3 separate regions of the Homo sapiens genome follow, and all the other regions are linked to region 2. A link is a contact called in ENCODE Hi-C or POLR2A ChIA-PET data. All regions are on one chromosome and are shown on one strand. Each heading gives the region's core, a stretch centred on a gene start or an enhancer-like site at or near the end of the contact. The rest is flanking DNA. Distances are from core to core; before and after follow the strand shown.

Region 1 (2,700 bases), core at 44-2,543, 310 kb after region 2:
CTCTCTCCCTCTTTCTGTCTCTGTCTCTCTGTCTCTCTCTCTCTTTATCTCTGACACACACACGCACACACACACACACACACAGAGACACACTCCTAGGCAAAAGTAGGTTAAAACCATAAAGATCACATGGAAAATACAAAACATGAGCTACCAATATCAGTAACGTGAAAAGGGACATCACTACAGATGCAACAGATCTTTTAAAAATAATAACAGGATAATTGTGAATGACTTTATGCCAGTGAAATTTCCAGTAAAGTAAAATTTAAAAATTAAAAAAAAATCACAACCTATGAAACCTGACAAAGGAAGAAATTTAAAAATCTGAATTAAATATGTAATTATAAGACCTTCCTATGAGAATGACCCAGATCTGGAATGATTCACTAGTGAATTCATACATACATTTATGAATAAAATAGACCAATCTTATACAAACTTTTTTTAGAAACTAAGGGGAATAAAGGAAGTACTTCCTAACTCCTTTCTGAGAGCTTGGGACAAAACTTGATTCCATACCCTGAAAAGAAAATTTTAAAAAGAAATACTACAGACTAATCTTACTCATAAACTTAGAGGCAAAATTTTTTTTAAAAATTGGAAAAGTGAATTCGGTAATATGTAAAATGAGTAATACACCATTTAAACAAGGCTTATTTCATGTAGCCAAGAGTGTATTAATATTCAAAACTTAATGTGATTTACTTAACAGTAATATTCAAAACTTAAAGTAATTTACTTACAAAAACTTAATGTAATTTACAACACAGTAGAAAATCATGCAATCATCTTAATGAATGCAGAAAAAATGTGACAAAATTTAACACCTGTTTATGGTTTTAAAAACTTATAAAATCATGAATAGCAGAAAGCTTGTTTAAACTGATAAGCACATCTACAAAAAGAAAACCCCTCATATTTAATGGTAAAATATGGAAAATTTTCCCCAACAACAAAAATGAGGCAAAGACTATTACTATTTATGTTCAATGTTGAAACAGAGATCTTGGCCATTTGAACAAAGCTATAAAAGTAAAGAAAATAAACACTCAAAAGGCCTATTATAAAACCACAGTAATTAAGACAATGTCATATTGGCACACAAATAGACAAAATGACTAATGATACAGAATGGCATTGATATAGACCAACTCATGTATGCTTCCTGATTTATGACAAGGCAGCACTGCAGTGAAGAGGGGGAAAGGTAGCCATTTCATTAAATGGTGCTGGGTCAGTTAGATAACCATATGGACAAAATGAGTCATCCCAGAAGGTTGGAAAGCATGGAGCTGTTGTGACCTGGCTTGTTATTGTTACATCAGCCAAGTCTATTGCATAGTCTCAGCCACCCAGTGTTTCCAGCTTAGATGATCCAATGTTGTTAAAATAGTAAATTTTTTTTTGCATCAGGATGAACATATGGTGGTCTCTTCCCTGTTCATCAGGATGTACATACAGTGGTCTTTTCCATGCTCACTTCAGAATTCTACTTGAAATTATTTCAAAAATTGCCTGAGTACCTGCAGTGTTCTATTATAAATTTGGCATGAAAGAACAAAAGAGAGGGAATAGTATCAAACAGATACACACAAAGTGAGTAATATTTGTCTTGCCAACATAGACTGCACAATGAAAGAAAAAAAAGGAAGAAAAAGAAAAGAAAAATTTGTCAAATTTCCATGAATTTGGAATTCAATCTGAACCATATGTAGCTCCAGATTAGGTCATATTCTCATGATAAAATTACTAATTTTGTCTTCAATTTTGTCTGCTACTCAGTATTTCCATGATCTCTTATTAGCTGATCTCATGCATTATTTATTTGGTCTGTATCATTCGAAGATAAGGGACTTTGAAGCCCTGAAGTTTCACCAGGAGGTTTGGTACTCAGTGATTAAGGTACAAGTGGAAAGGTAAGAGAGTTGGGTACAGTGGCACACAGACTCTGGAACAAAGTCCCCTTACTTGCTAGCAGTGTGATCTTGGGCAAGTTACTTCCTCTCCCTGTGCCTCAGTTTTCTTGTCTGTGGAATGAGTTTAATAATAGGACCTACTTCATTAGGTTGTTGAGAATATTAAGAGAGTTTGAGGTTAAGGCACTTAATATATAGTGCCTGACACATAATTAGTCCTAAAAAGATATTAGTTACCATTTTTAGGTTGTAAGAACCATACAGAAAATTCTTGTCCTTTAGACACTGGCTTTTTCTAATTGCATATTAACCCAGGCTTTCCACAAATTGTGGTGATTTGGAACGAATTAGTATTTGCCCCTTTAAGCTCAGTTTTCCCATTAGCAGAGGGCAACTATGCCTTTCTGGTTTCCCATCAGAGGCCAGTTGAGAATAAGAGGCAGTAGAGCAGAGTAGCAAAGATCTTAGGCTTTGGAGCCAGTGGCCTTAGTTTAAAACTCCTCTGATGGTTTCCAGCTGTGCTACCTTGCAGTGAATGATCTAATTCCTCTTCTCATCTTTAAAATGGGGACGTAATGGCATCAACTTCATAAGATTGTCAGGAGAGTTAAATAAGAATGCATTTAAATTGTTTAATGATCAGTTTATGTGATTACTAATAGTCATTGTGCTATTATTATTATTATTATTGTTAACAACATTGGTCCCAACATAGAAATGCTTTGAATTCACTGGTAAGGATGCATTTGAATAATTCAAAGAACATTATTATCTTTCAATT
Region 2 (2,700 bases), core at 201-2,700:
ATCCTCACCCTTTCCACCATGCTTCAATTAACATCTCTTACCCCTTCTGAGCACCAGGATTTTTCCAGATAATGGCAAATAGAAATGAAACATTTGGAAGTGAGCAGGAAAACGCTAACAAGTGTACAGATAATGTACAGCAGACACACAACATTGGTTGGCGAGAGGAAATCTGGCAGCCTATTGATTATTAATGTGAAAAGAAAACAAATGATAAAACGCAATATGGTTTCTTTGCATATCCGAGGTTTTCAAATAACACCTTATTTCCTAACAGGTAAAATCTGAATTTATGAAAATCGTCGGAATTCACAGCCTTTTATCCTAGTGATCATCCTATGATATCCTTACCCAGACACAGACATTAAACTGCCCATTCCCTATCCCTATTTTTTTTCCAATTGTCATGATGAATCCACGCTATGATGCAATCTTTTTGCAGAATCAAGTCGTTTTGACTATTTTGCTTTCCTAAAACCACACTGTCTTCAAGCCAGGTATTAATACCATTATTACTGAAAATAACAAATTGGTTAGGGGAGAGTGATATGTAATGTGAAAGTTTTGCGATCCTCAGGCTCAAATCCAACTCGGGCTCCCGCTCTTCTTTCAGGAAGGCAACTTTGAGACACTCACTCTGTTTGAAACTCACAGCTATACTTGAAGCAATGACGAAAAAAAAAAAAAGCCAAGGATCAAGAATAGTGCTGAGTCCCAAGCTTTGCCAAGGTTTAAGACCAGGGCTCAAGACGCACCCCCAAACCCGCAACCACGTTTTCTTTCTTTTTTTCCCCACTTAGAGTGAGAACCGAACACAGACGCTCTCGCCCTTGCCTCCAAACCCAGTATCTCGCTACAGCTGGTGCATTGGAAGTTATGAGCACAAACAGATGCTGCAGAGAAATCTGTTTCTATTGCTCAACTGTTCCAAGCATGTCTCAGTATTTTTAGCTCTGGGGATGTTCTGGTGCGCACACAAACTATATAGGCATGATCTGGGACTCCGGAGTGTGGGTGAGCGCTACAGCAGTGTGACAGCTGGGCACCTCTGGAGCAGCGGGGCAGGGTAGGGTAGGGGACGGCGGCCAGAGTCCATTCCCCAGGACACACCGGCAGCGAGCGAAAAGGAAGAAAACACAGCAGCCCTTACCTGTTGCTGGCGCAGGAGCATGGGGACATGGAGTGGAAGTGGGGGGTACAGAGGCATGTAAGATCCAGTGGTTTGTAAAAAGCGAGTGAGCCAAAGCAAACCAGAATTCCCAAGACCCAGCCCGCCGGCGCCGGGAAGGCTGCGCGCTGGCCAGGGCTCCAGTGCGCTCTGCAATATCCTGGGCTCTTTTGAGGCGGTCCGTGCGACACCGGCTCTCCTGGCCCCGCCCCCGGCCGCTGCCGGCCAATCGCAGCGCGCCTGGCCGCGCGGCCGGCCCCGGGAACCGCGGCGGGGAGGGGAGGATGCTGCGAGGCGTTGCCAGCGGAGGGAACCTGCCGCCGCCTCGTCCCCCTCCACCCTCGGAGCCCGGCCGGGGAGTCGGGCCCGGGCCGGGGAGGAGGAAGTTGCGGCCCAGCTGGGACAGCAGCAGGTGGGAAGCTCCGCGCCCGGCTGTTGCGGCTGCCTGATTGCAGCCTGGCCTTGGGCAAAGCTTCCTACTCCGTCTGGAGCCCCACACACTTCCCGGTTCCCCCGCTCTTGGGCCGCTTGCCCTGCGTGCTCCTCGAGGGGCCTGCGAGGTGCCAGCGCCGGGTAGAGACCTTTGCCGCAGGGGCAGGATTGTTCGTCGGTCCCGGCGCGTCTCCCTCTCCACTCCCTCTCTGCCGGAGCCCCTCGGCCCTTCGAAGCCCCCCGCGGAGGCTGCAGCGCCCGGAGAAGCCACTGAGTCAATGGGGCGAGGGACTGGGGCGGGCGCGCAGAGCCCCCAGGATTGAGACGCGCGCAAGTGCGGCCACTGCAGCGCCGCTTGGCTGTTTGTTCTCCCGACTGTTCGCGAATTACTTACAAGGCGCCTAGGCTTCTCCGAAGGGTGGACGGCTCGTTCCCTCTCGCCTTGTCCGCCCTCAGTCTCTCCACCACCGCCCGGCACGCTTTGCTGATCTAAAATCAGAACAATTAGAGAGTAATGATTTTTTTTGGAATAGCAACTCCTACAGACACTCAGATCTGCCCTCGCTTCAGCGCCTCCCAGCCCTCCTTCCCAGCAGCCAGGCGAGAGCGCGCAGACCCCTAAAAAGCAACTTCAGTGTTAACCGGGTCTGGATCCTGGAACTTTATAAACTAATCCGTGTGTGTGTGTGTGTGTGTGTGTGTAAACCGAAGAGTAAGTGCCTATTATTTCTGAGTACTTCGGTGTCCTAACGAAGCTTTGCTCCTAAAGGACAGGATATATTTTAGGAGTCTTTCTTTCCACTGAGTTTTTTAAATGTTTATTTTCTCGAGCGATCAAATGTGTCTTTTGTGCAGTTTATTTAAACCTCGTAAGGCCTCCTTGAGTCGCTGAACTAATTCAGCAAACTAGCTGGTATTGTGGACGGCGCAGTCGGGGTGGATTTTTGTGTGTAGGAGAGGTGAAACTGACAATTCAAGGAAAGGTTCTGTGCGAGTCCCCACCTCCCATCCTCATATCCACACGTGGCCCCTAGGAGGTGCTGGTGAAATATGCTTGCTTAGGTTTCGCAGATCCGCACTTACTCCTGCCTTAACAAGTG
Region 3 (2,700 bases), core at 74-2,573, 410 kb after region 2:
TGTAAGTGCTTTCAGAAAAAAAAAAATCCTAAGCAGAAGGTGAAAATAAAACAGATTAATTAGTATTGTTCTGATGCCCTTTAAAATACCATCTACCTTGTCTCCAACCACTTGGCTCAAAGGCTTCACACAGAGCCCCCACTGTACAGTACTCCCCAGAAATGCTGAAACGCCACTGAACCCCCCAACTACATATTCTCTCCTAATTTCTAGCTCATTCCTCTCTCACACATGTGTCATTGAATTAATGTTTTTTTCTTTAGAACCACCATAACCTCAGATTCATCTCTCCAGAGATCAAAGATAGGCAAATTAAGAATGTCAAAAGACTTTGCTGAATGCAGCTCCTTATAAAGTATGTCAGGATTAAATGTTCTAAAGCCAAGATTATCTAGCCCCACCTCCACCCTCCAAAAAAGGAAAAAAGACAAGAAAAAAAGGCACCAATCCTTTAACAGCATCTGTGTATTTACGGAGAACTTACTTTGCTTTCTCATCCATCCGATTCAAAATTGTCCATGTGGATTTTAGTTTTGTGGAAGAAAGCTCATTTTTTTTGAGACAGTACCCCTAAATGTACACATTTAAGCCCCTGACACAGACAATTTGTATCATTAAAATACTTCATCTGAAGCACAGGGCTTTGATTCTTTGATTTGATTTGACCTGTATTTACCTCTTGCTTTCCCTGTCTCCTTTTCTTCCATTTAGCTACAATTAACTATAACATGTCTAAGTCTTCTTCATTCCTGGGCTAGCACGTCCAAGTATGACCATCCATCATTCCATTCCTGTAAGTTTTCCTGTCTCTTGGTATCCACTTGGGTAAAACTTGAATTAAGAAAAGTGATTTTTGTTTTACATCATTGGGCATCTTCTATTGCTTCTTTAAAAAATGATTCTTAGAAGTCTTGTGTACCTCACCCCAGTTATGCTGTTATATCTGAGATATTTTTCCTCTCCAAAACTAAACTGAGTCTTTTAAAAAGGAATAGAGACCTTTGTAGAAAAAAAAAAAATCTATGGTCCCAAGAATGGGTAAACATTCCAGAGAGGTTCTTGTTTTTCCCCCTACAGGTCTGCCCATCCCTACAAATTGCATTCTTGTAAGAATACTCTCAAAGTGAGTCACAACAACAAAGTAAACAGAGGGTTTCTCAACGTGACAGAGGAAGAATTTTTTTGTTTGAATTTGCATGTTGTTTATATTTTCAAGCAGGAACTGGAAGAAAGAGGTTTCACTCTCATTGAGGATATCCAGTCATGAGTTCTTTTTAAGCTTTGCTGTTGGCTCAATTCCCTTCAGCAGTGCATATTTGGACTGGGGGACTATGACTCAATTTCCCTTCCTTTCACCTCACTTACTCTTTCATCCATCTTTCCCAACACGCCATGAGGAGATTCTTTGCCAATGTTCATTCCAAACTTCTGTTGTAGCCACATCTCTCCACCAATCTATTCCTACCTTCAAAAGTCCAAGTTTCCACCCTTTCAAAGTTCCTCATAGCCCTTCCTCATTCTCTGCTCATACGCATCCTCTGTTGCTCCCCTCGCACACTGCTACCCCAGCTAACCTCCTCTGTGTGTCTTTCTTCTTGCCTAAAACAATATTTTTCTAAAATTCCTAATTCCTTTCCCCTTTATTATTTGGTCTCCAGGTCCATAAATAACTATTCTGAATTTCACCTCTAAGAATAATTCTTAGAGCAACACCTTTGCCCTCAATTATTATATTTTTCATATTTTTGCCAAGTACATAAAATACTGCCTTTTATGGCTAGGCTTCCCATATTTCTTAAATCAATATATAAATAAATCATGTTTGTCCTTGTTGTTGCCAATTTTATCAACAATTCTCTCTCCTTGGGTCAAGAATAATGAGAATTCTGATTGTATATCCTACTGCCAAGATCGACGTGTAAGGAACACATTTGGTATGTTATAGTGAAGCATGGCTATGTAGTAGCCCAGAAGACGAGAAAAAAGGAGTTCTGTACCTGGTCAGATTTGAGAGAAAAGGGAAAGGAAGGGAGGTGTTAGATAGAGAAGCAGGAGGACAGGATGAGAGCAACATGGTGGGAAAATGACTCAATCTAAAATAATTGTAATTCCCAGTCTCATTTTAGTCAAGTGATCTGTGCCAGAGTTGCAAGATGTAGTAGAAGGACATCAACATGTAAGGAATCCTGGTGAGGCATCAGGCATAGGAGCCCAATTCAAAGTATAGAAGAACTGCAGCAGAGAGAAGTATAACATGGGGGAAATTCTGGGTCATTCAAAATAGAAAACTTTAGGAAGCCTCACAGGTTATGTTGGGGTGGATGGGATTGGGACTGGCATTTATTTAAATACTTCTTAGGTCAATATCAATATTAGGGATGTACAGTGAGACTGGTCCTATATATGAGAAAATTAGTAAGCCCAGCTTTGGAACTAGGAAGCATAGAGAAAAAAAGAGAGTGAGACTGACAGTAACTTTGATTACTCAGACATTTCATGTGCAATGTGTGAAAGAGAAGAAAATCTTCTGTGTCATTCAAGCCCTAGCTGCCATGCGTTTGTGGTTTAGTTTTGGGGAGATTACCACTAGGGCCTCAGTTTTCTCATTGGTCAAATCTGGTTGTTGAGTCAGGTATTCTCCAAGGGTTTTCTAATTTCTAGAGCCCTCTAAGTCTGTGAAGAGTCTCTCTAGCCCTGTTT

Evidence for each region. A loop is a pair of places that touch in the nucleus more often than their neighbours do. ChIA-PET counts read pairs that join two places held with the same protein, here RNA polymerase II (POLR2A). Pooled maps may share reads with other maps.
Region 1: a map of PC-3 shows a loop between it and region 2 (8-fold over the local background). The contact joins the enhancer-like site here to the promoter of KCNJ2-AS1 in region 2. A Hi-C loop is called at or near these places in 2 of 168 maps with a recorded cell type or tissue (PC-3 and endothelial cell of umbilical vein) and 3 of 50 pooled maps. POLR2A ChIA-PET finds 5 or more read pairs at or near these places in 1 of 52 experiments (activated CD8-positive, alpha-beta memory T cell).
Region 3: a map of IMR-90 shows a loop between it and region 2 (8-fold over the local background). The contact joins the enhancer-like site here to the promoter of KCNJ2-AS1 in region 2. A Hi-C loop is called at or near these places in 3 of 168 maps with a recorded cell type or tissue (IMR-90, PC-3 and endothelial cell of umbilical vein) and 4 of 50 pooled maps. POLR2A ChIA-PET finds 5 or more read pairs at or near these places in 1 of 52 experiments (endothelial cell of umbilical vein).

What each region holds. Positions count from the first base shown.
Region 1 is chr17:69,856,149-69,858,848 of GRCh38, reverse strand. The region is part of intron 4 of LINC01483 (long intergenic non-protein coding RNA 1483); the gene reads right to left. Among named protein-coding and RNA genes, the nearest start is that of LINC01497, 100 kb to the left of the region's middle. Within about 2 kb of position 1,293, at least 2 of the 41 ENCODE cell types and tissues checked have a DNase peak (open chromatin) inside an H3K27ac peak, as active enhancers do.
Region 2 is chr17:70,168,152-70,170,851 of GRCh38, reverse strand. KCNJ2-AS1 (KCNJ2 antisense RNA 1) reads left to right here and starts at 1,450. Exons shown (of 1, transcript NR_036534.1): 1 at 1,450-2,700. KCNJ2 (potassium inwardly rectifying channel subfamily J member 2) reads right to left here and starts at 1,320. Exons shown (of 2, transcript NM_000891.3): 1 at 1,151-1,320. RefSeq lists a silencer at 1,265-1,724.
Region 3 is chr17:69,760,639-69,763,338 of GRCh38, reverse strand. All of the region lies in intron 3 of LINC01483 (long intergenic non-protein coding RNA 1483), which reads right to left. Among named protein-coding and RNA genes, the nearest start is that of LINC01483, 170 kb to the right of the region's middle. RefSeq lists an enhancer at 563-1,762. Within about 2 kb of position 1,323, at least 6 of the 41 ENCODE cell types and tissues checked have a DNase peak (open chromatin) inside an H3K27ac peak, as active enhancers do; they include IMR-90, PC-3 and endothelial cell of umbilical vein, where a contact is called at or near this core.